2 separate regions of the Homo sapiens genome follow, and region 1 is linked to region 2. A link is a loop called in an ENCODE intact Hi-C map of the cell type or tissue named here. Cell type or tissue: HCT116. All regions are shown on one strand. Links, peaks and the distances in the headings refer to the core of each region. The heading gives the core; the rest is flanking DNA. Region 1 overlaps PCCA (propionyl-CoA carboxylase subunit alpha). Region 2 holds the start of ZIC5 (Zic family zinc finger 5).

Region 1 (15,742 bases), core at 4,094-12,093, 270 kb after region 2:
TATTGGGGCTGAGTGTATAATATTTAGTAGTTTATTATTGAAACAGTAATAGAGATTTTAATGTCCAGTGCATAATAGGTCCTCAGTAAAGTATTTTTGGATGAATGAGTGACAAGTGAAAAGTTAATTTTTAAGGCAGCTTGATTTTATTTGAAAGTTCATTTAGAAGAATCTAATTTTCATAGTAAGAAGACTTAGCATGCTGTTAAGTTGAAAGATAAGCTTGCTTTGTGGCATGCTATAGAAGTGTTGGATTTGTGGCAGTGGAATTTTTAATTTGCTGTGTCAGATATAGATATGGCTTTATGTATCCATACACACCCAGCTATAACATGTATATTCAAATAAGTGACAAAATATGTCTAATGAATTTTTGAATTACCTTTTAAAACTTGCCTGTTAGTTCTCTCAAGTGATGAACTTTTTACAATAGCAGTTTATTTTCTCTCATCACGTTGGAAAGAAATGTTAAAAGTTTTCTTCTAGGTTTATTATAATCCAGTCTTCATCAGCCATCACTCTTCCTGTATTTTGTTCAAGAGGCACTAATTGTTCGCATTTGGCAGGTTTAACACTTCCTGACAGAGAGGCTATTAAGGGGAAGTATTCTCCAATAACTGTCACTGGCTGGAACAAAGAACCTTCCAACTCAATGTGTGGAAACCACTAACATTCTTAAATGACCCTTTTCATGGATTTTCATCCCTTTAAGCTAAAGTTTGGAGAATGTAGGGTCAGCGAAAACAGCAACGTGTAATAAAGCAGTAAACCTTGATTTTGGAAGGCATAGGGTGGGAGATATAGATTTATCTCTGACTTGAAAACAATTGTTATTTGGAAAATCTCATTAGCAGATGTGACTGCTTGGAGTAAAAAAAAAAAAAAACAACTTAAAACTGATGTCGCTTTCAGGACCCCTTTGAACTTAACAAGCACCTATTTGTGGAGCAGACTGGCTAATGAAAGGAAATTAAATTTTTCTGACAACTTCCCCTGCCAACCTCCTTATTCAGGGGATGTTATTAGGTACTGAAGAACTTTAAAGAAGATTTTTTTTTATTAGACATAAGTGAACCAGTTATAAACATCCCCCCCCGCCCCCTTCTCGGAGGATTCTGACATGGTTGCTCTACATTTTAAACGTATTAGCTTAAAAGCTTAAAAAACACTGGGCTTCACTTCAGCATTTTAGTCATTTTCTAAAAATTCAGTCACACTTACCAGCTGTGGTTTCAAAACAATATTGTCAGTCTTTGTGGTAGTTTAGTTTGTGTCACTGAATTACACAAACACACACACACACACACACACCCCACACATACCCACACACACGAAGGAGGCTTAGATTTCAACATTATCTTTATTGTTATTTGGGGAAATGATTCAGCAGTGTCCTGTGTTGGATGTGTTAGGTGAGGGTTAATGATCAGTGAAATTACTTAGATTCAAGGGAAGTTTTTGTCTTTTCATCTTCTTAGAGGTAGAAGTGGCATTGGTTAATATTTAGCAATAACTAATCCTTAAATGGATAAACTTTTACCCCTTACTGTTTAGGAAGGTATTTTCTTTCTTTTGCTTTTTGGAGTTTTTTCCTCCAGTAGTTGGTTCGTTGAAATTAAAGTTTTTTTTTAATTTATGTAACAAGATACAATTGTAGAGATAAAATATGTACCTGAAAAAAAAAAAAAAGAAAGAAACAATAGAAAAGAAAAGGTAATGCAGATTACCAAAAGGATTTTTTGGAACAATTCGTAATTCCTGTAGGTACTGGAAATTAACTTTCATATTTCTGCAAAATCGATCAACTACTCCCAAACAATAGAGAATCAACTCCCCCTGCTGACAGAATCTAGGAAAACATGACACATAATATTGGACAGAAACAAGCTGGCTGCGGACAAGCTTTAATGACCTGATTTATGATTCAGTATTGATTGTAAACATCTAAATTCTGCCATTAAATTCCGGCAACTGCACCAAATCATTGGCAATTCTGGTAGTGCTTCCTGCCAGCTCATTTCAACTGCTTTGAGTTTCTTAATATAATAATGATGAGGTAGAATTTACATTCCACTTATGGTATTAATTTTACATTTCTCTGAATGAAAAGGGTTAGAAGGTAGTAAAATTGAACATTAAATGAATCGGAGGAGACAGTAGTGCAATATATGACTGCCCTAAAGACATTGTGCAATGCCTCATGGGATTAATGTTGAGTCTCATTTCCTGCTTTTACAGGATGCAGAAGAAGCTGTCAGAATTGCAAGGGAAATTGGTAAGTCCTTAAATTAACTTTGGTAGGATTTCTGTGTCTTTCAGCAGATACGGTTGAGTCAACAGGTAATAAGTAATTCCCATAGAGCAAATAATACTTTAATAGTTTTAGATTTTGATTACTTGTTGCTCTGGAAGAATGTATCAGTTGAATTGCCAAATTCTATTATTAAAGGAGACTGTAAAGAGTAATTTGACCTTAACTATACATAACTCTTTTGTAAGATGAGATCACAGGCTAATTCAAAGAAGGAATTGTCTTAAGAATTCTAAAGATTGGATATAAGTTTAATGTCAATTTATATGTACATAGTTGAATGTGGTTTGTTAAAATTAAGAACATTTGGATTAAAATGAAGATACCATATGTGACATAGTTCTTTAAGTTTTTGCCTTTTGCTAAGATGTTAGGTATCAACTTAATCTTGTTAGATGGGAAAGATAAAATAGATGTGGGAAATTAGAACTGAATGATCTAAATTGGAATAAAAGGTAGACTGGAGGAGTTTTTAATGGCTGTTTTACATGTACTTGTATTTGGGCAGTGTTTCCCAACTTTTTAATTTCTTTTCTTTTTCTTTTCTTTCCTTTTTTTTTTTTAAGATGGAGTTTTGCTGTCATTGCCCAGGCTGGAGTGCAATGGCACGATCTCCGCTCACTGCAACCTCTGCCTTCCAGGTTCAAGCGATTCTCCTGCCTCAGCCTCCCTAGTAGCTGGGATTACAGGTGCCTGCCATCACGCCCAGCTAATTTTTTGTATTTTTAGTAGAGATGGAGTTTCACTATGTTGGCCAGGCTGGTCTCGAACTCCTGACCTCAGGTGATCCACCCGCCTCAGCCTCCCAAAGTGCTGGGATTACAGGCGTGAGCCACCGCCCCTGGCTCGCAACTTTTTAATTTTAAAAATATTCTTGGCGGTCATGAGAACTATTTTTGGTATCTGCTAATTGAGAAAATGTGTAAGGGCATGCTATTATATGGATTAACAATATTGTTAAATAACTTTGCAGGTTTAATAATCAAATCAGTAATTGTATACATTTGACAGAAATTTGTACAGATGAGAGAAATTAGGCAATGCTTGTAGGGATCCCAGCGTCTTCTCAGCATTCCTGTACGCCTCAGTCCAAGCATCTCATCGTGCCACACGAACATTTCTGTAGGCCTGTTTTCTCACTAAGATTATTTAGATCTATTTTCTGCCTCTAGAGAGCATTTGATTTGGCAAAGCTCATATAGTTGTGATATGTAGAAATATCTTATTGGTCTGGAAGTGATCACTTGTACTAGTAAGCGTGTTCTTTGCAAATGGGACAGTCTAACTTAGCAGGTCTTTAGTGACCTGAAAAGCAGTTTGGCTTATTGCACCCTTGTTTGTAGTTGGTACTGTCTAAATTATTTGGGCTTTGCCCATCATTAAGTGTGTTTTGTTGTTTGCTTTGCAAAAATCTATCTTATTGATATAGGTCCTGGATTTAAGACCAGACCATAGAAAATCTTATTTTATCTGACTACCTCATCTCTTCATTTTTTTTTTCAGAATCATTAACATTTCAAAAAGCCTATCAGTACTTCATAGGAACATTTGCTCGACTGCTAAATAAACTGGACTATATAGAACTGATTCTGTGGTTTCTTTATGGAGAAAAATCAAAAGTTTCTGTTCATGGTTTGAAATCACTGGTATTCCTCATTGCCTAAGAGGCATATAATATACCTACTGGCTTTTGAGGATAGTTTTCTAAAATAGTTTAATTCCATCCTGTCAGACATCTTTACATTTAAAAAGCTCTTTTTCTAGTTCTAGGTTAGATATTATTATCAACCTCATTGGATATAATAATACTGTTATTATTATTATTACAGTATCTACATAAAGGACAATATTTAGAGAAATTTAGGGAAATAAAGGGATTAGAAGAAAATTTACAGTTACACTGCAGTGCCACATTTTGAATGGTGAATTTTGGACTTGCGAGCATTCCCTTTGTGTAAATAGCAGGCCGTGGATTGCTTTGCTTCCTTTATGCCTTTTCTTCCACTTTCTTTCTTTCTTTCTTTCTTTTTTTTTTTTTTTGAGACAGACTTTTCACTCTTGTTGCCCAGGTTGGAGTGCAGTGGTGCGATCTCTGCTCACTGCAACTTCTGCCTCCCGGGTTCAGGTGATTCTCCTGCCTTCACCTCCTGAGTAGCTGGGATTGCAGGCACACACCACAATGCCAGCTAATTTTTTTGTATTTTTAGTAGAGACGGGGTTTCACCATACTGGCCAGGCTGGTCTCGAACTCCTGACCTTAGGTGATCTGCCCACCTCAGCCTCCCAAAGTGCCGGGATTACAGGCATAAGCCAGTGCACCTGGCCATTTTCCACTTTCGTTATAACCTGTCACCTTTAAGATAACCAGCTCATCATGATGGGCCTCTGTCTAACTAGTTCTCATCACTTTGCTTTCCTCCCTCAATATTTTAATGCTGTGCTTTACCTCCTTTTCATTTTTTATTTTTTCCTACTGAAGTTACCTAATCTAATCTAAGTCTTTTTTCTTTGTACTTGGGCACATCCTTTATGACTCCTTTCTCTTTCCTGTCCTTCTTCTAATTCTTCCCCAATTACTCTCTCTTGCTTGTGAAATAAATGATAGCAATCATGGCTATTAAGTATAAGAGTACTGGTGTTTTGCTTATACTGAAAGAAAGGGAAACCATAAAATTTGAGGTAAAATAAACCATAAAGAACTAGGGTCATCAGCTCTTACAAAGCTTTTAGAATTTCTCTGAAAATCTCTTCTGAATCACCTCAGAAGCCTCGCATAAAATCTTTTCCTTGAAGTGCTACTTTCTAAAGTAAATTAAATTATGTTTTATTAAAGTCTGTTGGCTTTCTGTGTTGTTTGATATTTCGTAAGTTTTTTACTACTGATTTTATTGAGATATATCACATTTTAACTATGATTATGATTCCATGTGAAAATGTGTTCCTAGTTCTAAACAACTGATTTATAATCAAACCTTTGAACCTATCCATTTGTAAGTTGTTGATTGTCCATGTGTTATACCTATTCATAGAGTTCTCTCTTAATTCTTTCTGTGTTATGTGATGAAAATGAAGTTTATCCTGTTTTATGTGATTTCCTCCTCTCTCATGTCTTTGCTTTTCTTCTGGAAACATTAATCTATGCTGCCAAAGTAGGAAACTCACTGTATTGAGCATTGATGAATTAAGTGCCTTTTACATAATGGTAACTCCAGTTTATGGAGCATTTCTTCCTAAGGCCAGGCACTTTGGAAATGTTGTTTCTAATGCTAATTCTTGGGTTTAATCATTTTTGTTTACATTTAAGGAAACTAATGATTAGAAATGGTAAGTAATTTGCTCAAGGTCACAGAACTATCGAGTGGTGGACCCTGGTTTAAATTTAGGTTTATTTGACTCCAAAGACCACAGACTTTTTATTATACTGTGTCTAAACCAATGGGATTAGAGGATGGCAGCTAAAATTTGAGCGACTACTTTGTGTAAAATACTGTAAGGTACTCAAATGTGTTATACATGGAATTAAAGAAGCAGACAGTCTCCTATCCTTGATGAGGTGAGAGACAGTTAAGACTTAATATGTTACTTGTATGTATTTGTTTTTTGGACTACCTAGTTTCTCTCATTCTTGTTCCTGATTTTTTACTTTGACCTATCTAAGTTGAGAGATACAGAGCTATTGATCCTCAGTTTGTCTTTAACCTCAATGATAGACAACAGTAATCAGTGAGCTTGATTTCCATTGAAGTTTGATCTTTTTACTGGGCCAAAGGTCCTTAATACAATCAAGTCAAAATTGATTCTTGAAAGGAAAATAAATTGTGAATCTAAAACCTGTCCTTTAACAACTTCCAGATTATTCAGATTCTTTTCCTTTGCTTGTCTTTCTCACAATCACAAATCATGCCCAATTTAAATAAAAACTTTTTTTTTTGATCCTCAGGTCTACCATACTACAAACCTACTTCTCCCAGAATTTCCAAATCTCAATAAATGTCACCCCTTTCAGTCAGGCCAAAACTGAGTCTCTCCTGGATGCCTCTTTTCCTCATCATCCTGTTGTAAATACATCAATAGGCATTGTCAGTTCATCTTATATACACTGTCTTCATTACTACCACTCTCCTCCAAACTACTTTTGTCTTTTGCAGGGACTGTGGCAATAGTTTCTTTACTTCATTTCTTAAACATTTCACATAGCTGACAGTGAGATATTTAAAATCTTTAAAGAACAAGGATATATTTCATCTCATCCCAGCCCATTTCTGCTTTAAATTCTGTAATGACTCCATTGAACTTAGATAAAAATCACAATTCTTTACTCTGACTACTATCCCTATGTAATTTGACACCTGCTTTTCTCTCCAGTCTTATTGTATACTACTCCCTTCTCTGCCTCCCATACTTCAGTCACATTAGCTTACTTGAACACAGCAAATTTCAGGGCCTTAGGATAAGTTTTTTTTTTTTTTTAATCTTTTGCGGGGTGAAGGGGGATGGCAGGACCTAGCAGACTCTTGCTGATATCTTCACAAAAATAGCTCCTTGCAGTCTTTCATATCTTAGCCTAAGTATCATGTCTTCAAGAGAAGATTCTCTAATACTGCCACCCAGTCATTCTCTGTCTTATAACTATTTTCTAAATTTCTGCATAGTATTCATGATTTGCAGATTTTTTTTATTCATAAACTTTTCTCCAAGTATTTTATTTTGAAAAATTTCAATCATACGGCATTTTGAAATAATTGTTACGGTTTATACTCGTATACCCAACACTAAGATCCCACTATTAACCTTTTTCTAGATTTGCTTTACCACTTATCTGTTCATATACTAATCCATTTTATTTTTGTTGCATTTCAGAGTAAATTGCACAACCAGTATATGTCCCATTAAATACTTCAACATGTGTTATTAATTGAATTCAGTATTTGTATACAGTTTTGTTATTTTGATGCCAAATTTGCACACAATATAATGTGAACAAATCTTAAGTGTGTATTTGTGGATTTTGACATATGCATATATATATATAACTTAGAATCCCACCAAGGTGCTGAACATACTATTTCCCTGGAGATTTCCCTCATGATCCTTCCAAGTCAGTTCTCGCCTACCCCCTGGCCTGCAGGTAACTTGTTCAGATTTTTATACTAAAGATTAGATTTTTAAAAATTAAGATAAATTTTTAATACTATACAATTCAGCCTTTCAAAGTGCACAATTCGGTGATTTTTTGTGTATTTACAAGGTTGTGTAACTGTAATCACTATCTAATTTCAGAAGATCTTCATTACTCCCCAAAGAAACTCTGTACTCATTAGTATGTACTTCTTATTTTCTTTCCATCTAGTCCCTGACAACCATTAATTTACTTTGTGTCTTGTGGATTTACTTATTCTGGGGATATTTCATATAAATAAATGGAATCACAACATATGAACTTTTGTGTCTGGTTTCTTTCACACAGAATAGTGTTTTTAAGGTTCATCCATGTTCTACCGTTTATCCCTTTTTACGGTTGGATAATTTTCTATTGTATGTACATGCCACATTTTGTCTGTTTTTTATTTTTTTGAGATAGGGTCTCGCTCTTTTACCCAGGATAGAGTGCAGTGGTGTGATCCCAGCTCACTGCAGCTTTAATCTCCTGGGCTCTACTAATCCTCCTGCCTTACCCTCCTGAGTAGCTAGGACTACAGGTGTGTGCCACTATGCCTAATTTTTGTATTTTTTTGTAGTGGGTTTTCACCATGTTGCCTCAGTTGATCTTGAATTCCTGGGCTCAAGTGATCCACCCACATTGGCCTCCCAGAGTGCTGGGATTATAGACATGAGCCACTGCACCTGGCCTTATCTATTTATTCATCTATTGATGGACATTTGGGTTGTTTTTACCTCTTGGCTATTGTAAATGGTACTGCTATGAACATTTATGTCCATGTATTTGTTTGTATACCTGTTTTCAATTATTTTGGGTATATTCTTCGAAGTGAAATTGCTGGGTTATATGGTAATTCTATGTGTAACTTTTGGAGATACTAGCAAATTATTTTCCATGGTGGCTGTCCCATTTTACATTTCTACCAAGAATATATAAGGGTTTCAATCTCTTCATATCCTTGCCAACCCTTGTTATTTTCTTTCTTTTATAAGGAAAACTATTGCCATCCTAGTGTGTGTGTAGAATAATATCTTATTGTAGCAGAGGGAAGAATAGATTAAAAAAAGTGACTCAACTATATGCTGTCTATAAGAAACTCACTTTAGATGCAGAGACACAAATAGGTTGAAAGTGAAAGGAAGGAAAAAGATATCCCATGTAAATAGTAACCAAAAGAGAGCTGGGGTGGCATACTAATGTCAGACAAGATAAACTTTAAGTCCAAAACTATTCTAAGAGACAAAGAAGGGCATTTTATATTGATTAACAATTACAAATGTATATGCACCAGGAAACATGGCCCTAAAATATTTGAGATAAACATTGACGGAATTGAAGGGAGAAACAGACTAATTCTACAATAGTAGTTGGAGACTTTAATAGCACACTATAAGTAATGGATGCAACATCTAGAGAGATCAGTAAGGGAGGGAATAGAGGACTTGAACAGCACTATATACTAATTAGACCTTATGGATATATAATGACCATTCTACCCAATAACAATATAAGGCACATTTTTCTCAAGTAACTATTAAAAGAGGAAAGGAGTGATGATTGAGTTAAAATAATTGTTAAAGAAAAAGAAAATATAATAACAAACAGGAGCAATATCTCATAAAGTGTTGCCCATGACTCGCAATGTTCCCAAGACTTAGTTTGATATAGAAATATTTTTCCCCGCATGTACTGATTTATATTGATGGATTGCTCTTTTCTTAAAATAGTATAGGATTCTCTGCAATATATAAATTTTATTTTTCTTTGCAAATGATTGCTTTATATTAATTTGATTACTATTTTATAGTAAAATTTTTGTTGTGGTGGTGGTTGTTTTTTGAGACAGAGTCTCATTCTGTTGCCCAGGCTGGAGGGCAGTGGTGTGATCTCAGCTCACTGCAACCTCTGCCTCCTGGGTTCAAGCGATTCATCTGCCTTAGCCCCCACTTAGCTGGGACTACAGGCATGCACCACCACGCCTGGCTAATTTTTGTATTTTTAATAGATACAAGGTTTCACCATGTTGGCCAGACTAGTCTGAAACTCCTGACCTCAAGTGCTCCCCCTGCCTTGGCCTCCCAAAGTGCTGGGATTACAAGTGTAAGCCACCACATCTGGCTGGTTACTATTTTGTAGTAAAATTGACCATGAGTTAGTTTTCTTTGTATTTCTAATACTTAATGCTTGTTACAGAGTATATATTCAGCAAGTGGTTATTTGGTGAATAAATCAAAATGAAATATGTATATATATGTATAGAAATGAATTAAGCAATCACATATTTAAAGTTCTTTTGTAATATTTATAGACCAGAATTTGACTATAATTTTCTCCCTTTTCCCCCTTAATCTTCAATTTTATAATAGAGATACCTGGGGAAAAAAAGGAATATTAAGCAAAACATGATAAACTTTCAGCAAATAGATAATTGAAACAAAATGATCTAGGATTATTCAAATAAATTCAGTATATACTTGTTAGTGACTACTAGTCATCAATTCTTGTAGGCTGTCCTTGTGTTCATTAGGCTGGACTAATAGAAATTTATAGGAATCTAAGATTCAAATGTATGAAAGTCTTTTACTGAACCTTATTGCCTTTACACCAGCCTGTTCCCATGACATCTTATGTTCTTTGAAAGTCTGGCTCTCCCATTTGACTTATTTTACTATTAGTCTTCTGATGTAGTGTGTCTGCCCTGTCTCTGCGTAGTGTGTGGGGGCTATATGGTAGTCCTTTCTTTTCTGCCCTGGCTGTTTGCCTTTGCCTATTCTTCTCATCTTCCTTTTGGCATAATACAACATTTTTTTAAAAAGTTACTTTTGTTGCTTATATACAACCAATAATTCATACTTAAGAGGGATAAAAATATGTGGCTAAGTCAGGAATCTTTTTATTTTGTCTATTTCATGCAGCTTAGAAAAATTTTCACATGTTATATATGACTCTGGGGTTAAGGTTATATGGAAGAAACCTTTGCAAAAACATTACAATTTATACCTTCTTCACAATCTTACATCTTGTTAATTTATTTGCCAATTTCGTCTTCAGGAGAAGACATTTAATATTTAAGGAGATTGAATAACGCCTAAGGAAAAGTTATGTTAAAGAAAATGGCATTAAAATAATCTATGTGAAATCCATTAAATAATGAGATGTATATTTTGCTGTTTTCCTATTATTGAAGTGATGTGGTCATTTGAGATTAGAATGATATTCCCTGGGAGACAGGAACTTGTGTTCTGTGGCTTTTTTTCTTCTTTCTTTTCCAATGGGTGCTTATATTTTCTTTTATTATTCCAACATGCACATTTGGGTTTAAGCATAATTTCACAAGTTCTTTTTCTGTCTTTTACTGTTAAATTTGCTGTTTCTGTCTCCCTTTATTTCTCTCAGTCCTTCATCTTCTTTCTCTTGTTTTATTGTTAGTCATTCGTGAATACCATTTTTTTCCTTTTTCTATTACTCTGTTGGAAAAGGCTGTGCATAACATTCAGGCAGGAATGTGGAAACACATTGTAATGTGAAAAAAACATTGCTTTTTTTGTTTGGAAACTTCCTGTGTGTGAAGCGTTTTGCTCTAATCTGGGCACTGAAATGCACTGATTTCCGATCCCTGGAGCAGAGTTAGGGATCTAGTATTTTTATTTGCCTAAGTAGAGAGAAATAGGCAGGCAAAATCAGTTTTTCCTTTCTCTGCCAAAGAAATAGTGTCATAAAATAGTGTCATGTATTGGTTTGTTTAGTGTATAATACATCTGGATTATATTTTTGTAGGTACTGAATATTGATTCTTATTTAAATATGTTTATATAGTTATTTGTATATATGTGTATGACAGACTGAGGAAAGGCTGTGTGTGTGTGTGTGTGTGTGTGTGTGTGTGTGTGCGCAGTAGTAGAGATGTGGATAAATCATAGACTCCAACATATATATGTTTACTAGTTACTGGATAATTACAGACCCCAAATAGTATTGATGCAAATGTGCATCACCTCAGTCTGAGGTCTGCCAACTCGAATGATACTCCAAAACTAAACTGATAATGATGAAACTAAATATAACTATTTTGTGATTTAAAGAGAGCAATAAAATCAGTGGAAAATTATGATCAAATAAAAAATGAGTAATGCATTGATAGTAGAGTGTATTTCCCCAATTTGTTTGAATTTAAACTGTTTCCTTGTTTGTATCTACAGCAGGAATTTTTCAGTGTTAGTCACATGGTGCATGGCAGCCAAATTTCCCAGTAGATTCTGAACTAGATTCCTTGGAAAACTCTAGTAATATGCTAAATTTAATTGGAGTTTGTGGAGTTGTCATTAGTTCACCAGACCTCGACTATACCACATTTTTACAGCCCCTCTCCTGTCACTTTAAACAACACAGATTTAGTTTTTCTTCATTCTGTGTGTTCAATTCTCATTCGTCAGGTTGTAGGGTGAGAAGGAGGCATTTTGTTCTATGCTATCCTTATTCAGTGGCTAAGGCTGATGGAGTTTCCACCATCTGCAATGTCATAGATTACAGAGGCAGGACACAGAAAAGCCTCAGTTTTGGTAATCATCAATAAGACATTCTTCATGACAAGGTGTTTACTATTATATCTCATTGTGTGGCTTTGAAATTTGCAGATTGTCACCACCATCTCCTAAATATTTCTTGAATTTATCTACTTCTCTGCATTTCTGTTGCTATTCTCTTTGTTTAAGGTAGTGTCATCCCTTGCCTACATCACTGTAACAGCTTTTGAAATGTACTCCTCTTATCATAGCTTGTAATCCCTTGGAGGTAGACTCTGGAAGCTTATTGGGGGAAATAATTTTGGGACCAATACCTGAGGGGGAATGAAGGAAACTGAGCCAAGGGAAAAGTTGAATTGATTCTCTCTCAACAAAGCCATCAGCTAATAATTTAGAGAGCTGTGAATATTTGTTGGTCTTTTTTAGTTGTTCCAAGTTCGGGCAAGAGGATTCAGCCTTTATACACCTGTATCAACTATCTAGGGGGTGTGGGCTGCCCCTAGGAAGGGGCATGACCTTAGGCAGAAAGCCGAGGACAAGTCAGCTTTTGGTTGACAATACTTACAACAGTTGGGGCAATGTCCTGAACTAGGGATCTGGGCAGAAAACTGTACTTAATAACTTTGAGATATATTTTTCATGATTGTTCATTTCTAAGTAATTTCAGATTTCTGCTATGATTTTGACTCATATGTTATTTGGTGATGTATTTTAATTCTTTAATTTTTTGAGATAGAGTCTTGCTCTGTCATTGAGGCTGGAGTGCAGTGGTGTGATCACGGCTCACTGTAGCCTCAACCTCCTAGGCTCAAGCGATCCTCCCACCTCAGCCACTGGAGTAGCTGGGACTACAGGCACATGCCACCACTTTTGGCTAATTTTTGTTGTTGTTGTTGTTTTTGTATTTTTTGTAGAGACAGGGTTTTGCCATGTTGCCCAGGCTGGTCTCAAATTCCTGGGCTCTACTGATCCTCCTGCTTTGGCCTCCCAAAGTGCTAGAATTACAAGTGTGAGCCACCATGCCAAGCCTAGTGATATATTTCTAAATAACTGAAAAAAAAATAGTTTTTTATTATTATTGATTTCTAACTTAATTGCTTTGTGGTCAGAGAGTATCATGTTTTTCATTTAAAAATCTTTCAGATTTGATGAAAATTGCTTTATGGCTAAGGAATAAGTCACTCTGATACATATTCTGTATGTTCCTGAAAAGAGTGTATATTCTCAAATTATTATATGCAATGTCTTATAGAAAACTCAAGAGGTCAAACCTACCTATTGGGATATTCAAAACTTCTAGTGAGTTTTTTTTTTTTTTTTTAATTAAGACAATGGAGTCTCACTCTGTCACCCAGGCTAGAGTGCAATGGTGCGATCTTGGCTCAATGCAACCTCCGCCTCCCGGGTTCAAGTGATTCTCCTGTCTCAGCCTCCTGAGTAGCTGGGATTACAGGCACCCACCACCATGCCCGACCAAGTTTTATAGTTTAGTAGAGATGGGGTTTCACCATGTTGGCCAGGCTGGTCTCGAACTCCTGACCTCGGGTCATCCGCCCACCTTGGCCTCCCAAAGTGCTGAGATTACAGGCATAAGCCACTGCGCCCAGCCTGTGTGGGTTTTTTTTTTTTTTTTTTTTGAGACAGAGTCTCACTCTGTCGCCCAGACGGGAGTACAGTGGCATGATCTCGGCTCACTGCAAGCTCCCCTCCCAGGTTCACACCGTTCTCTTGCCTCAGCCTCCCAAGTAGTTGGGACTACAGGTGCCTGCCTCCACGCCCGGCTAATTTTTTGTATTTTCAGTAGAGACGAGGTTTCACCATATTAGCCAGGATGGTCTTGATCTCCTGAGCTCATGATCTGCCCGCCTCTGCCTCCCAAAGTGCTGGGATTACAGGTGTGAGCCACCGTGCCCGGCCTTTTTTTTTTTTTTTTGAGACAAAGTCTCGCTCTGTCACCTAGGCTGGAGTGCATTGGCACAATCTGGGCTCACTGCAACCTCTGCCTCCCGGGTTCAAGCAATTCTCCTGCCTCAGCCTCCCGAGTAGCTGTGACTACAGGTGCCTGCCACCACACCTGGCTAATTTTTTTGTATTTTTAGTAGAGATGAGGTTTCACCATGTTGGCCAGGCTGGTCTCGGACTCCTAACCTTAAGTAATCCGCCCACCTCGGCCTCCCAAAGTGCTGGGATTATAGGCATGAGTCACCACATCCAGCCTTTTTGTGATGTTTTTGGATATCTGATGGACCTATATTTGAAAAAGTGATTTTCCAATTTTTCCTTGCTCGTTAGGTTTTGTCCCTGTTTAGATAATAGGTGTATTACAGTGTATCGTGTTTCCTTGGCTATCAAAACATAATGACCAATTTTTGTTTTCAAGTCTAATTATGATATTAATATTCCTAAACAAGCTTATTTTTGTTTTATCCTTGTATCATTCTTTATCTTTTTCATCTGCCAGTGAACTGTTGTTTTAGGTGTGTCTCTTGTAAGTGCACATCTAAATTTGGACTGGATTTTTATTTTATTGTTTTTCTATTCAGCCTGCTGGAGCTTGTCTTTTAGCTGGAGAGTTTAGTCCATTTATATTTATTGTATTTAAAATTATATTTTGATTTATTTATATAATCTACTTTTTGGGGGTTTTGTTTGTTCCATTCTTTGGATTCTGTTTTCTTTCTTGGCTTCTTTTTGATGACGACTTTAAAAAAAATGTCTCTTGTTCTTATTTTATGTCCCCTTCCCATTCCTCCCTCCACTATGTTGGAAATTTTATACTCTATTTCTATTGTTTCAGTGCTTGCTATAGAAATTTCAACTTGGAGACATTCCTTCAGGTGTCCTTCATCTTTGGCAACATTTAGTGTTGTCAGTGTTTTGGATTTTAGCCATTCTAATAGGCACATAGTAGTATCTCATAGTTTCAGTTTGCAGTTCCCTCATGACATATAATATTGAGCATCTTTTCATGCTATTATTTGCTATCTGTGTTTCTTTTTTATTGAGATGTCTCTTCAAATCTTTTGTTAATTTTTCAATTGGGTGGTTTGTTTCCTGGTTGAGTTTTAAGAGCTCTGTGTATTTTGGATACAAGTTCTTTCTTAGGTATGGGTTTTGTAAATATTTTCTCCCAGTCTAGAACTTATGTCTTTATTCTTTTTTTTTGAGATGGAGTCTCACTCTTGTTGCCCAGGCTGGAGTGCAGTGGCGCGAGCTTGGCTCACTGCAACCTCCGCCTCCCGGGTTCAAGTGATCCTCCTGCCTCAGCCTCCTGAGTAGCTGGGATTATGGGCACCCGCCACCACGCCTGGCTAATTTTTTTTTTTTGTACTTGTAGTAGAGATGGGGTTTTGCCATGTTGGCCAGGCTGGTCTCGAACCCCTGACCTCAGGTGATCTGCCCACCTCGGCCTCCCAAAGTGCTGGGATTACAGGCATCAGCCACCATGCCCGGCTGTGTCTTTATTCTTTTAAGAATGTTATTTGGGCTGCAGAAATTTTTATTTTAATGAAGTTAAATGTGCCAATTTTTAATGGTTTGTGCTTTTGGTGTTATATGTAAAAACTCATTGCTAAACCAAAGTCACCTAGATGTTCTTCTATTTTTTCTCTAGAAATTTTATAGTTCTGCAATGTATATTTAGGTCTGAGATCCATTTTGAGTTAATTTTTGTGAAAGGTATAAGGATTGTGGCAAGATTAATTTTCTTGCATAATGAATATCCAGTTATTCCAGTACCCTTTGTTT
Region 2 (15,742 bases), core at 5,180-13,179:
GTCCCATTTCATAGACAGACAGAGAGATGACAGATGATAGATTACTGGGTGGGTAAAACCACAATGGTCTCCAAAACCTTCCCCAAAGTGGAAGAGATCACTTATGAGAGTGTAACATGTTTGCAGATAGTTGGGCCTCCTCTTTTCCTGTCCCCAGTGTTATGATGCTTGTGTGGCCATCTCCAACTCCTTAAGAGAATATAATTCCCACCCTCAAACTCTATGGAGTTTAGATTTTAGGACCATTAGCTTTACCAAGAGCATCCTGAATGGGGAAAATATATATACATAAATTTCAAATAATTGTGTGTTTGAAGATTCTCCTAGCCTGCAAAACAAAGGTAGATGATTTAAACAGTATTTGCAAGGGCCACGTTTTGCCTAGGGAAGATGAAGTCTTTGATGATAGCCAACTTAGTGTCAATAAGTGGCTTTCTTTGAGACATATTCAGATGGGAACGTCTTGCTTGCCAATTGCCATAGAAATCTTAACACACCATGAAGATTGTCCGAGCGCCAAGCCTTCCGTTCTGGACTAAATTACTTTGAAGTGGCGCAGTACGAGCAGTGGTCAATTTTAACTCTATAGACTGGACAGAGAATGCTGGGAGTGGGAGATTGTGCGTTTTAAAGCAGAAAATAAGAAGGGGAAACTTGTTTTATACACTCTATACAAGGTTCTGCTCATTGTCAGATATCTTTTATCTTTTATATTTCCCATGAATGATTCATGTCTTGGTGGCTTTGTGTCACCCTTCTTTTCACAAGAAACTTCATTAGAGAGCTATAAGTTTTCCCATTGATTGGGGCCCTCATTTATGAGTGTTTTTCTCCTTCGTGTGCTGGTTATTGTCATCTGAGTTAAAACAACTCTTTGCAACCTGTTTCACCTTTACTACATTTAACAAACCTGACTTTTAAAAGCCACTATAACCTTTCAGAGAAATGCTTATTGACATTACTAGCAGTTGCTTTTAACTATCTGACTTTTATCAGTTTTGTATCTGCTAACAAAAACACAAGCAAACATCCAGCCTTGTAAATGTGCATAGCCAAACACCTGCATTTAAGCCACTTGAATATTTTGCTGCCATGCAAGAATCTAATTGTTCAACACACCTGGCCCAAAATGCTGAGCTTAAATTACCAATAGCCACTCAACTTCCAGAACAAACTACAGTAAAATTGCATCTTGATCTCCCACGCCATAAGAGGCATTTGATGCCCACTACTCAATTTCATTCAATACCTATCTCAGCCCCTGACTGATTTTGCTTTCACCTTCTTTTTGTCTAGAAGCCTCACCGTCCCTTCCTCCACATTTTCTTTATTCTTTTTTTTCCTTTTGGAGGCTGGGCACCAAAGAAATGCTAAAATTCACTTTTTGGCTTTTCACTGATTAGAATCAATCAGGATATTACTTATTTTAACAAATAAATGCAGTAACCCAAAAGATTTATGCTACTGTAAGTATAACCTGCAAGGCTTAGTCTTCATAAATATCTGTGTTTCCTAGATAAGCTTGTAAGTTGTTAAGTTAAACCAGGCTGCAAAAATATTGTATTGCTTGGGGAGAGGCTGAGAAATCAAGAGACCAAGGGAAGACATTCACTCCATTAGCAACCTGTTCTATTTGTATGAGAGATATGCCATTATGTAAAACATAAGCAATAATAACAAGAATACCTTTATTAAATTTGTTACTTCATAATCATTCTTGCTTGCTCTCTATTGGAGGTACACATTTTTTTTTATTTTAGGTGTATCAAGAACCAATAAATCTGTGGCAAAGAGTTAACCTATGCATGGTAAAATACATAAAATACATATTCCTTTGTTTCATAATAAATAAACCTGTAGCATAATAAAGAATAGTGCAAACTACCATTGAAAAAGTTGTATAAATAAAACAACTCATTATACATCAGGAATATTTTGTTCTAATAAGTTTACGATACATAAATTATCCCCCCAAAAGTTCATACCTTTTCTATTTGAAAGGGCTTTGAAAGTGAATAATATGAAAATCAAATAAACTTTTAAAATGTAAAATTATCTCATATTCAAGTTTTAAGGTCTTTTTCTTTATAAAGGAGGGTCTGCATGTTTCATATTCATCACAACAATCTGAAGACAACATTGAAAGGCTTTCCAAGTGACAGCACCATGCACTGTACTAGTAATATAATATATCTATAAACTATATATAATCTTATCAACACAATGCAAAAAAGACATGCAGGAAGAGTCTTGGTTTTCACATTACGTTGTTCATTCAAGTAAGCTTAAAAATATATTTTTCCATTTTCTTTCCTTTTTTTTTTAAATAAACCATGGATCATAAATGACAATCTTTCACCAAAATGTATAATATAATTCTTTGGTGTGCTTTGAACTCTTCCAGGAAAGAAAAAAAAAAAGGATGATGTCTGAAAATAAATTAATTCAACTGTACAAATAATAGTGTTCACATACAAGTTATTAACAATGACAAGACTACATCAACCACTCACAGCACACAAAACAAATTTCTACAAACCCTGGGGAGGGGGTGTCTTCGGGGTCTCTAAGGATAAATTAGTGCTCTTTAGTGTATCTGTAGGATGTTTCTGATGGACTACATTTTGCACAGGAGATGTGTTGTACCAACCGAAAATAAATCGACTAAGAGTTATTGTCCTAGGTCCTTGACCTTTTTTATCCTAGCTTGACAGCTCTGGCAAAGGTCACACATTCATCAGTGTTTGGTGGTAACTATAAACCTTTTAAAAATTTTTAATATGTATGGCAACTCCCTCCCCTCTTTTAATGTAAATCATACACTTCACACACTGTCATTTTCAAATGGATTCCAGTTTGGTGTGCTCAGTGCTCAGGTGGAAGAAAATGCATTAAAATGCAGTTTCAGGCATTGAAAAATAGACTTTTTAAAAGGCTGATACAACAGTATAAAAGAGGTGTTGGCCTGTTTTAAAAACAACAGCTTTCCAAAAAAATAGGCATGATGCCATCATCACACCTCCTCAAGACTTGACTGTGAATGTTGGCATCCCAAAGAACTTAGGATCGAAAACAGAATCTCTTTATTACACAAGAAGTTTGGACACAGTTAGGAGGCAGTATCTGAGAATTCAGATAAAAAAAAAAAAACATATAGGAAAAAGAAAGCACTTGAATTTCTTCTATTTTATAAAATATCACAGTTTCACAGTTGTCTTTTGCAGCAGCTTTTCTTCTCTCCACTTTTGCTTGAACAATCACAGTAGCACAAGATATGGAGATATATTAAGGTTGCTGCATCTTTTTTTAAAATCACACAGTAGGATACTGAAGAAATAATCCTGTATAAAAATATTGTATTAAGCTAAGATCAGTAATAAAAGAGTGGAAATTAAAAATTACAAATATTAAACTCAAAGGGTTTTTACAAATGTTTTTGGACACAGGTACGGAACAGGATCTGTTGGCAATGCAGCAGGTGTGTGGTTTACAATCAAGAGGCCTTGGCAGAATTAGGGTCCAACAAGGAGGCTCAAAAGCAGCCCATGGTATGGTGTCAAAGGCATTTGAGAGGCACTCTGGGAAATGCAGAGGGCCTTGGTGCTGTGTTAAGTTCTGACTTAATGCTCTTTTTCTCCCCCTTTTAAAAAAAATAATATATATATATATGTATATATATATATATATATATATTGCATCGGCAGTGTGTATCGCCATTAACTAATCTCTCCATTCATTTTCCTTGGTACAATTTGCCCCCAGCCCCATCCTCCTGCAATGTACAAGTCCAGCTTGGTTGTTTTTTGTTTGTTTTTTAAGAAAAAAAAAAAAAAAAGCCCAAATATCTTAATTAAATTAATTAAATGTACAAACACCATAGGGTTTCATACTGAATAAATAGGGCTAATTAGACCCGGTGGCAAGTCTGAGTCACGGGTTTGTCTCAGGCTCGGCATTGTCTCAGGTTAGGATGTGGTCCAAGGACTCCCACTTATTATTTCACTTATTATTATTAATAATAAATTCTAATGTATCGTCCGCACAACTTCAGGGTTCCCGTAAATTTCCTCATCTTCAGTCTCAGAGGTGGTTCCGTTGCTGGAAGGGGTGTGGAGGTGGCTGGGGGCCCCACTGGCCTGGCAAACGTACCACTCATTGAGGTTGGTCACCTGAGGGGACAGAGTGCTGGAGTGACTCCTGGCTGGGTCCAGCACAGGGGACAAGGGGGCGCCCACTGGAGTCCCCACTGATGAGTAACCAAGGGGTCCTGGAGAAGGTGGCGGGGACTTGCAGTGAATCTTCATGTGCTTCCTCAGGGAGCTTGGGTGAGTGTAGGATTTGTCACAGCCTCGAATCTTGCAGTAGTAGGGCTTGTCACTGGTGTGGACATGGGAATGTTTCTTCCGATCACTGCTATTGGCAAACTTCCTGTCACAGCCATCAAATTCACATTTGAAAGGCTTTTCCCCTGCAAGGAAACACAGGAAAGGTCAACAATGGCTTTCCAAGACCCCTCTCTTGACAGAAATCTTGAAGCAGAACCAAGGTTGTGTTTTTCCTATTCTCCCAGAGACCAACTCCCAGCCTAATTCTTCTTCCTAATTCACAAAAGGGAAGGGATGCTTCAGGGATGGGCCTGGATTCTGCTGACCTGGTGGCTTTGCCTGGACCTGGGCTCCTGAGAGGCTGTCAGGCCCTGCAGTCCCAGAGGGATCAGGGTGAGATCCCTAGTGCTGAGCTAAGGGCCAGAATGTAACACTGAAACCCACCTGGGACCCGCAGACCCCCTCCCCCGACAGACACACTCCCCTCAGGGTCTGTACACTCAAAAACACAAGCAGGAGATCCTCCTGTCAAAATAAACACAAAATGATACTTCCAAAGCCACAGGCGGAAGTAAGCGTATAAGAAAAAGAGAAAAAAGCAAACACATACACTAAATTAAAAGTAAACTGGGGGGTACAGTCAAATTATAATAATGGCATTTCCTTTCAGTGTTCTCCAGGATTTCATTGAAGGAGAGGGGCATCAGGAGAGAACGTGGAGATGGGAAAGGGAAAGAGGTAAAACAAAACAATGTTTTTCTTTAGAAATAGAGGCACCTGTGAAACATACTCCCACCACTCGATTTTTACAGGGCTAGCTGGGCAGAGAACAGGCTGTTGACCTCTGCATTCTACAGCTTTCCTCACTACTTGCAGGGCAGTTAAGAGCACAGCAGATCGAGCTTTAACATACATTAATAAAGACCACAAGCCTTAGCAGAACCTACCTTTACTTTATGCCATAAGTATACTTACTCTCACAGCTCCCTACATTGCTTACTAGTCAAAAAGACCTTAAAAAAATTTAAAAAGGCCAGGGTCTTTTGGCTGTCACCTCCTTAAGCTGGCCTAACCACCCCACAAACACGCCTTTAAACACAAGGCCTCTAGTCCAGGAAATGGAAATACTTAATAAGACAACTAGAGAAATTCAGCCACACTACATTTTGGTGTTAAACAGCAAGAAAAGGAAGACAGCAGGTAACAGTCTAACTGAATTTTCCCTCTCCCCTTGGTATCTCTGAACTTGATAGAGTTGAGTCCATAATTAAACAAGTCATTTCATACATATTATTGAATTAATATTTTCCTCTTTTAGGTAAATAATTTAAAAATAAAGTTGAATTTCTCATATTTCAGCAGCTACTCTGGTGATACACTAGGTATGACATTTTCTTTTGTTTTGGATAACTTGTTTTCAAAAACAAACTGTTAAGCCTCAGCTTAGTGTACATACATTTCTGTGGTGACTTTTCTTACACCCTCTGCAGATATTTTACTGTAGTGAGTTTTTAAAAAATATTTCGCCAACGATAACTGCTTCCATGGCAGAGTATGCTAGCACATCTGAGAGTATTCAGGCAGATGCCTGGAATTTAACTTTCCCTACCTGGAAATACTGTTTAAAAACAGAATTAGACATTATTCAAATATGCCTCCTACAGTGATGTATAAAGAGAGAAAAAACAACCCCATGATAATCACAACCTCGAAAAATTCTCTGTAGATGAGCTTTAACAAAAACAAAGCTAATCCCTTTTTATCAAAACATCAGTGATTTGTCCTGATTTCTACATTACACTTTAAGTCGTAGATAAGACCAAGTTAACATCATATTCTTTTTAAGAAATTAAAATCAGCCTTTCTTCAATATGGAGGCGTAATTACATGGGTTTACTCATCCACCCTACGCGAAGGTGCAATGCTGTTTTTGAGCATGGTCGTTTCTGTTCAACCTACATATCCCGGGTTGTGAAGAAACGCTTTGAACACTGCTAACTCCTCCACTGCACATGAAAAAGGGGAACAATTAGACTCAGGAAAGGGACAGATGTCGTGGAAGGAAAGGTAGAACATTAGAGTTAAATAAAGGAAGAGGTGCACGGAGAAAACAGAAGAAAACAAGGCAAGGGCGATGGAAAGGCCTGTGTTGTTCAGGGGGCCTAAGGGGAATAAGCAAATTCTACCTAACTAGAAAGGCTGAGAGACCTCAGTGTTTACATTTAAGATTCTGATAGACGAGTCACGTCAGAATTTAACTATTTACAGAGTTTGAGAGCCTGGAGCCTGTGGGAAAGTAAGGAACTACTTGCGGACCCCGCCAGCTCCTAGCAGCTCCCTCTCCCGAGAGAGCGCGAGTCGGGCCCGCGGGACGGTTATAAACGGGACTGGGGGCACGTGGGTCAGGAAAGGGGCCTTCGGAAGTGGCCCGGGGATTAGTCCCTTTGATCAATCCGTTCCGGGATCCCGGATAACCCCCAAAAGGGAGAGCGGCGTGGCAGGGAGGGAAAGAAGTCCGGATGGGCCCTCTCAGAACACAATGTCCAATAGCTGAGCGGCCCAGGGACCGCCAGAAACACCAAGCGCGGGTTGGAGTCTGAACCCGAGGCGCCTGCGTCCCTCCCGCAGGGACCCCCACGCTCCACCGGGTGGGGCCCACGCGGCCGCCGGGAGGGGGCAGGAAATGCAACCGTCCGCGAGACGCAGAGCCAAAAACCCAAATGACCGCGGGTCCCCTCGCCGCCTGGGGTCCCCCGCGCCCCCCCCGACCCCACGCACGCGCGCGTGCCCCGGGAAGCCACCGGGGACAGTGCGCAGGGCGTGGCCTGTCCCGCCGGGGGCCCGGATCGGCTTCTGCGCCCGCAGCTCCCGGCAGCCGCCTAGGGAAGGCCGCTCCCCTCGCGAGGCCTGGGCAGGCGGGAAGGGCCCTAGGCCGCGCGCGGCCCCGCGCTTGGGAGTTCCCTTTCGGGGCCGGGCTGGGGAGCGGCTTCACGGTCCCTGGATCCTGCCCTGCCGAGAAGTGCTGGGCACAGGAGCGAGCAGCCGGCTTAGCGGGCCAGGGCGTTTTTACGAGAGCCTCCTGGGAAGTTTCTTCCTGGAAAAATCATTAAGGCGGACTGATCCCGATTAGAGAGAAAAGGGGCTCCTGGGAAAACGTGCTCCCCACCGGCCATCAGGCGGCCCGCAGGAGCCAAGCCAAGGCTCCCGCCTCGGGCCACCCCGACGCTGCTGCCCCCGCAGAGCCCCGAGCGCCCCCGGCCCGAGCGTGGGACCCGGCGGCTACCTCCTGGCCGCAGCAGCGCCGATAAATCTGCCAAGTGATTACTGAACGTAAACTCCAGTTACTTAAGTGTCCTCCGAGGGGTAATCGTATCTGTCCCTATAAATCCCGACTGCGTTCGCGCTCATCAGCGCTTCCGCCCGACGCGCTGGTCCGCTCAAAGGGGGCACACGACCCACAGGAGCCATCCACCGCCTCGCGCCGCAGCCGCCCTCCTCAGCGCTGTGGGATCCCCAGAGGCAGGGCTTGAGGTGGGGTGGGAGGGTCCCCACGACGCCGGTGGCTCCCCACCAATTCCACGACAGGGTAGGCCTCACCGATGGTGGGAGGCTCGGGTCCTCCTACAACTAGAACCTTCTCTAGAAAGGCAGATGTCAACTCCAGCACCCTCCAGGGCGAGTGTGATACTGCGTGTGAGAGGGCGCGTGGGGCGTGTAAATGATGTGAGTGTGAGGACACACAGGTGTCGCGGGAATGGGGTGCACGCGCAGGAGGATATGAGTGTGTAAAGTTGTGGGAGACGCACGCAGAAGAAGGTGTGCGTGAAGAGTGTGTCACGGTGGGCGAGTGCGAGTGGTCTCCGGGGTTCCGAAAGCGCATTCCTGTCTTCCCGGAGGGGTCCCTTCCCCTCCCGGAAGGCCTGCCTCGGGCGGCCCAAATCCGGCAGCAAATCCCACGCCCGGTCCTCGGAGCGCGGAGACTGCGCGGGGCCTACGACCCGGTGGGAAGAGAGGCGCTTGCCGGGGCGGCCCGGCCTCTCTTTCCATCGCCCTCCCAGACTTCCCAGGGCCGGGCGGGTGGGGACTGCCGACCGTCCTGGGCGCCTTCCTGCTCCAGCTGCTGCTGCGTCTGCTCCGAGGTGGCGGCGGCGGCGGCTGGCGCGCGTTGCGGGTCCCGGCCGAGGGGCTGCGGGCGCGCTGGAGACTCCGCCGTGTGGGAACCCAACGCGGGGCCTGTGTGTGCTATCGAATTACTTATTCATAGAAAAAAAAAAGGGGGGGAGAGAAAAAAAAAGAAGTCACATGTCCGGGTTATACGTATGCGAAGAGAAGCAGCAGAAGGAGAAAAAAATTAAGGCGAGCAGGAGGAGGAGGAGAAGCAGCGGCGGAAGCGGCGGCGGCGCAGGAGCTGGTGGCGGCGGCGGCGGCGCGGCCGGGGACAGACACCCACCTGTATGAGTACGCTTGTGGATCTTGAGGTTCTCGGAGCGCGCGAAGACCTTGCCGCAGCCGGGGAAAGGGCAGGGAAAGGGCTTCTCGCCGGTGTGCACGCGGATGTGGTTGATGAGCTTGTATTTGGCCTTGAAGGGCTTGCCCTCGCGCGGACAGTCCTCCCAGAAGCAGACGTGGCTGCTCTGCTCGGGGCCTCCCACGTGCTCCACCGTGACGTGATTCACCAGCTCGTGCATGGTGCCGAAAGTTTTGGAGCAGGGCTTGGCGCCGCCGGCCGGGGGCGGTGGCGGCGGCGGCGGCGGCGGCGGCGGCGGCGGCGGCAGCCCGGCCAGCTCGTCGGGGTCGATCCACTTGCAGATGAGCTCCTGCTTGATTGGCTGCCGCATGTAGCGCAGGAAGGCCCCAGCCGCCCCTGGGAGGTGGGGGTGGTGCTGGTGCGGGTGCTGCGCGGGCGCCGGCGGCGGCGGCGGCGCCGGGGGCGGCGCGTGGTGCTGCAGGTGGGGCCCGGGCCCGGCCGCTGCTGCGGCCGCCGCAGCCGCCAGGTTCAGGTTTAAGTTCACGGCTCCGTAGCCGTGCAGGGCGGCCGCCGCTGCGGCCGCAACCGCCCCGTAGTGCGCGTCCCCAGAGCGCGGCGCGAAGGGCGGTTCGGCGCGGCCGTACAGCTCAGCCGCCGCGGCTGCCGCTGCCGCCGCCAGCCCCAGGCGCATCTGGCCGTTGAGCGGGTGCGGGTGGCCGCCTGGGGCCCCCGGCGTGTCGTGCAGCGCGGGGAAGAGCGCCGGGCCGCCGCTGCCGTCCGGGCCCGCGTAGGTGCCGCTGGCGGAGATGAACATGCCGGCCGAGTGGGGAGGCGGGGCCGGGTGCTGGGGGGAGCCGGTGCCGGACCGCTGCTCCCCTCCGAGCGGGGCCCCGTGCATGGCCGCCGCGGGGGCCGTGGCGGAAAGGTCCCTCCGGAGGACGAAGTCCCTGCTGTGGCCTTTGCCGCTGCTGCCGCCGCCGCCACTGTTGGTGGTGGTGTAGCCCGAGAGGGCAGGAGGAGGAGGAGGCGGGGGAGGGGGAGGGGGTGAAGGGGTGGGAGGAAGAGGAGGGGCTGGGGGCGGGGGCGCGGAGGGCTGCGCGCCACTGCTGCCCCCGCCGCAGGGGTAGCTGCCCGCGCCGGGGTGCGCGACCAAGGCTGCAGCACGGGCGGCGGCTGCCGGAGCCTCCGGGTGTGCCGGGAACGCCTGGGAGGGAGGGCTGAGGCCCAGCGTGCTCGCCTGGGCCATGTGCTCGGGTCCGAGCGGAGTGGTGGCCACGCCGGGGTCAGCGCCCAGGTCCCGCAGGCGGAGGTGCGCGACGGCGGCCCGGAGTTGGGAGTGGGCGGGCGGGCCGGCCAGCGCCGGGAAGCCTGTCATATTCTGAAGCGGCTGGACCTGAGCCGTTGCCAAATCCGCTAATCTCAGCGCTGGCGGGTTCCTCTTGCTCAAAGGGGGCTCCATCAGAACTACACAATCAGGCCCATAGACCCTCACTGGGGGGACTTTATTCCCTCTGCCCGCCTTCAAAAACATGTATGTATTGGGCGCTCTTTAACTTCTTTTGTCCTGGCCTCTTAACTCTGCTTATTCCTGTTCCCACTCTATCCTCCAGCGATTGGCAGAGTGAACACCACATTTGAGCTGCACAGTGGGACCGAGATTTTGGAAATGGCACGGGTGGGATTGGAGGGAGCCGCGTGATTGGCAGTAGCCTCGGCTGCTCGATTGGCTCCCGTTCAGGCCCTCGACCCAGCGGGGATTCGCCCCCGTGCTTGCGGCCGCCTGCGCTTTCGCTTCGCGCCCCCTCCTCCGCTGGAGCCACACGTCCCCGCCTCCCCGGGGATGCCCAAGTTGCACTTGCAGAAAGTTTGAGCCTGGCCTGCGCGCGCAGCGCCCCGCTCTTCCTTGACGCACCTCGCGGAGCGCGCGCCGGCACGCGGGCAGAGGGCGCGGGGTGGTGAGGGGCTGAGGACCCCCGAGGGGCAGTCCCAGTTTCAAAAACCTTGGCCTCACTTCTCTGTGTGCCTTCTGGCACCCAAGTACTTTCTGCCTCTACCTCCACCTCTCTTGTGGGGTGGAAGAGCCCTGGGCTGCTGTTTGGGAGAGAAGGGTGAATAGCCCGTCCTACCTGTAGTGGTGATGCTAGAAACTTCTTGTTTGGACACCCAACCTGCCTAGCGCTCACCTAGGGCGCATAGACAGTAGACGGAGTGAAGAAGATAAAGTCTATTGGTTGCAAGACAACTTGAGTGATTTGGCTCCGCGAAACACCAGGTGAAGTCAAAATAAGTCTTTCCCCCAAAGGAACCGTTTTACCTCGACTTTTTATCTCATGGAGAGTCCTTTTCAACATGGTTCAAAGGAGTTGGATGGAAGTGTAATCTCACTACTCATCGGTTCTAGATCTGCCACTTCCAATTAGATCTACAGTAGGGGCGGGGGAGAGGAGATCGGGCAGCGATTCTAACTTTTGCCTTTCGGAGATACAGTGGCGGGGCAGGCCAAACGGCATCTCTGCAGAGAGAAGCCGCTAAATAAGCACCGTCCTTTAAGTAGAATTTCTCCTTCCGGTCCAGATCCCAGTCCACAGTCCACATGTATGCCTCAGTTTCTTTGACTGATCCACAATTAGAACTGATCCAATAAAATATTATTTTGAAATCAAGAAATATCTTTGCTTTTTATTTACTGATAGAATAATCTTTCACCTTTTTATCGTTTTCTCATAAACCAGTCTACCTCTAAGATGTCTTATTTGAAAACCATAAAAACTGGCTTTTAAAAAAGCGAATCCCATCCCTTTCCAGAGGTTTGGTATCAAATCGATTTTTTAAAAATAGAAATTCCCTGCATCACTTTTTGGTGGGCGGAGAAATGTGGGACCCTCCCCCCAAATTAAGGATTTTACTGCCCCAAAAGTGTCCTTTTCAGATTTTAAAAGAAAGCATTTTTGAAATTTGTGATGTTACAAAATGCTCAAATATTAAAGCCAGGATTTTAAAATTTGTATTTTGCTGTCATCCGTAACATTACTTGTAAAAAAAAAAAAAGTGATAATGATTAGAATGTGATCTTTTTCTTTGGGGATACAATAAAATATGTTTCCAACTTAATTCATTTGCAGTCCAAGTAAAAGTAGACTGCACAAAGCCGTTATTGGGGAGATGGCCGTGGGAAGTAATCAGAAATATTCTGAAAAGAGTTGATTCGATAGTGCCATTCACATTGGTGTGAACGATGTTTAACAGGGGGCTTCGGTATGAGACTTAGGAATGTCATTTCTTTTATAAAACTGACAAGCAAACAAAGACAATGCTACCATCAAATTTCAAATGGACTTTTTCTTTAAGTTGCAATGAAGTTCAAATATGGGGAATTAAAGGCATGTGTGGAAACACAACGAAAAAATTTTAATAAACAGCAGTAACAAAATCTTCATCTCACTTTGGAAACGACGAGTCCTTTCACAATTTTTATGTCAAAGACTTAAAACATTTCAAGCCAACCAGGCAAAGGTTGATCGAGAGCTGTGCCATCTCTATGGATAGTTTATGGAGAAAGCATCATATTTGGAATTATCACTGTCATCGTTTCCTCTCTGAACATTTCCAATGAGTTTCCTTTATTTGAATTTCTTGGCAATAAGCATTAATTCTTGCAGTAATGGCAGCTTTGGGTTCAATCCTGCAGGTTATAAGTAAAAACAAAACAAAACAAAATGAATAAAGAAAGAAGAAAATAAACACAAGCTAGCCTTTAATATGGACTGTTGAGCATTTTTATTGTGCAATAAAATGGGTACCTCCACCCCCTTCAAAATAGCTTTTCGTCAAAATTATAACTGCTTTGTTTTATTGAATTGCTGAAATTTAATGGTTTAATGGGTGAAGGCATGAAGGAAAGGCTGTAAAAATGTGAATAATGGTGTAGCAGAGCCGTGCGGAATCTGGAACCCGCCTCCTTGTACAACTCTTGTTAAACACAGCGTGATATGTATCTGTCATCGATTTAATATGTCTTAATTCAAATATAGCTCCCTGATCAATTTCTTTTTATGGAAGCCTTAAAAAAGAAAAGACTTTCTTAGGAAATAATAGAGATTTGGGTAGCGATAGGAAAGAGGGATATTTACAAAGTGAGTTTAATGAATATTTGCAAATTTATGACCAAACCTAGACCCTAAAAAGATAATTGACTCAGGTAAATCGACTTGAGATGCTAATTCTTAAAAGAAAAGACTGGGAGCAAAATTTCAATCAACACCAATAAGGCGCCAATAAACCGCCTGCCAATTAAACCTGAGAATAGGCCTAGCTAGATGGTCATCAGGAAGGCTTGCAGTGGATTTCCGGGATTGCCTTTCTTTATAAAAGAGCTTTTTATTTTGTAGAAGCGCTTTTTGTTATTGTGATGACCCGCCTGACCCCAGGTGCGCTGTTTCTTTTTCAAGCTATTTGGGAGCCAAATCAAACCCCCTTAACATCCCAAGTTTCTGAAGACCCAATAATTCTGTCACACTTCCTAAATAAACACCAACAATTTCCAGGGCGCTGAAGGGAATAATAATACTAGTTTTAAAAGCAGGGGGCTGTGGAAGGCGTTATGCCAATTCTTCTGGGGGTTTGGCCCGCATATTTCGACGGTGGTGCTGGTCGTCAGGGCCAGTCCTCAAATCCATGCCCCTTTCTGCGTTTTGCAGCGGAGGTGCCTGCGTGGAGGCAGCAAAGTGGCAAGCCATGGAAATGTCCTTTCTGGAGTTAGCAAGGGCTCTTGCGGGGCGTGTATTTCCAGACCTCTAGGTTGCACCCCGAACCCCAACCTCCTTCCAACCCCAGACAAAGGCGCGAGTAGGTTGGGGAGGTGAGAGGCCCAGTAAATGGCCAGCTAACCAGAACCCAGGTTGGCTGAGTTAACCGCGCTCAGCTGCCTGGAGGCCACGGGACCCGATCTCTGGGGATGCTCGAGCTGGCGCTTGCGGCTTCCCGCTGCGCGTAGTGGGGGACTGAGGCTCCACCGCTCCCCCGGTGCCCTCTGTATGTCACCGAACACAGCCAAGTTTCCTGCGAGGGGTGTGGGCAATTAATAAACTCTAAGGGAAGTGAATTGGACATTTCCTGGCTTTTGAGCCTTTGTTTGATTGTTTCTGCAGGCGGAGGGAGGGGGATCTCGGGGACGGTGGGGTGGACAAGAAAGGAGCTGGGGGACCCACCGAACCGCCCTTTATTGCCCCTGCAATTGCTTTACGACTCGCTGGTCCCGCGTGGTTTCTGTGAGAGCGGCCTCCCTGCAGAAGGACTGGGTGTCGGCGGGTTTGGAGCATCTAGTGTCATTTAGGCCGCGCCAGGGGCGGGTTCAAGGGCGAATGGGGCACCCAAATTACTAGGGGAATCGAAGGACCTTTGAACCCCAGCCCAAGGGCGCCAATGGGTGCTTAACAGGCGCGGAAGTAGGGGGTTGCTAGCAGACACTGGAAAGGGCCTGATGGTCCACTGAGACCTTTCGTAAAAGCTAGGGCGGGGTGGGCAAAGGCACCGGCACAGCTGTATTTTAGTAGAGCTTCGCCAGGGCCGTAAGTGATGGTGACTTTGGGTTCAAGGGTTTTCCCAAATCAGGTTGGCCAGGCACTAGGCAGGGAGTTTCAGGGCAGCCTCTCCTGGCCGCCCGCCCCGTCTGCACGAGGCAGGGACCGGATCCCCCATCCCCACCTTCCGGCCTTGGCAACTCGCAATCTGACTTGCGTTGGGGGCTGCGACTGGCCCAAGGCCTTGGGGTGCTCAGAATCGCTCCGCAATTGGCAGCCCTCCCAGGGGCTCTCGGAGGGTTACTGCCCTCCTGAGGTGGCGCTGAGTCCTGAGGCTCCACGGATATGTGTGGAGCTAAAAGTATCCAGAAAAGTGCTTCTAATAGCCCTATCACACTTATGTAGACTTAATGAGGATGAAAAGGCAGAAGACTGGGGCTGTGTGGCCACGACTGATACGTTGGATTCTGTGGAGATTTGTTTTGTCTTGTTGTTTGTACAGTCATGAAGTGGGCCTATCCCATGTCCACCTCACCTTTGTGGTTGAAAGCCATTGAAAAACTATCACTCCCTTTACTTCCTTACTACTAAAGAATAAGTTCAATACAATTTGACTGTTATCAAATACTTTCATTTGGTTTGCAGTCATTTCTACCCTCAGAGATGGAGGTTGTTGGAGAAAGACCTTTGACCTACAGTTGACCATTAGGATTGACAATTTCTTGGGAAATGCATTATTGTTCTAAAATATGTTCCAGAAGGTCAAAACAACGACAGAACTCTCTTACATGTTCACAGTTCATATAACCACCCAATATTTATTTGTGTTGGCCCCTCGATGTGCTTCTCCTCCCCTTCATCTCTTATCCTTTAGGATGTTTTTGGATGGGAAATGAAGGAGAAGTAGAGTTTGTGCGGTTAAAAATAAAATCTCAAATTTCTTGGGTAGTTCCTCCCACTCCACACCCCTTCCAATATCTATACTTCAATATTTGAAGAAGCTGTTGAGATAAATCAAATAGTGACACGTTGATGGATTTACTTGTGTAAGCAATATGGTTGACATATGGCACTGTTATTTATGAATGACAGCATAAATTGTATTACAAAGTCTATTGCAATAATACTGCAGTTTATTGGAAAGCTGCTCGCCTGTCATCTGTATTCAATCTCTCTGGATATAGTTCGCCTGGGAGCCCAAAGGATAGGTCTTCAGAATAATTAAACACATTCACGTAAGCTAATGCCTCCTATTTTTTGTTGTTTGGTTTTGTTTGTTTTTCAGCAGTAGAATCACTCCCATCAGGAAGGAGAAGACAAGTAAGGACAATTAATTCTCTTCCTTTTGGAAAACCACAACCACTGACTATCACCATTGCAGGGGTAAAGGCCAGGGTGGTTGATGTCTTCTATTTTTTCTGAGTCCCTTT

Evidence for each region. A loop is a pair of places that touch in the nucleus more often than their neighbours do. Peaks named below come from ENCODE experiments on the same cell type or tissue, not always from the same donor. Only the 100,000 strongest peaks of a DNase experiment are listed, where the experiment ranks them.
Region 1: it touches region 2 in a loop (4-fold over the local background); 12 of 110 quality-filtered maps call a loop at or near these places.

The regions. Positions count from the first base shown.
Region 1 is chr13:100,233,604-100,249,345 of GRCh38, forward strand. It overlaps PCCA (propionyl-CoA carboxylase subunit alpha), which reads left to right. Exons shown (of 24, transcript NM_000282.4): 8 at 2,239-2,275. Among named protein-coding and RNA genes, the nearest start is that of PCCA, 150 kb to the left of the region's middle. In HCT116, for the core only: no CTCF peak of the experiment used is centred there; no DNase peak of the experiment used is centred there.
Region 2 is chr13:99,961,352-99,977,093 of GRCh38, forward strand. It overlaps ZIC5 (Zic family zinc finger 5), which reads right to left and starts at 10,416. Exons shown (of 2, transcript NM_033132.5): 1 at 8,776-10,416; 2 at 1,613-4,468. The coding sequence starts at 10,252. The coding sequence ends at 4,026. RefSeq lists enhancers at 12,863-13,405, 13,406-13,946. In HCT116, for the core only: no CTCF peak of the experiment used is centred there; a DNase peak (open chromatin) is centred at 9,100; H3K4me3 peaks cover 4,468 bases; H3K27ac peaks cover 4,517 bases.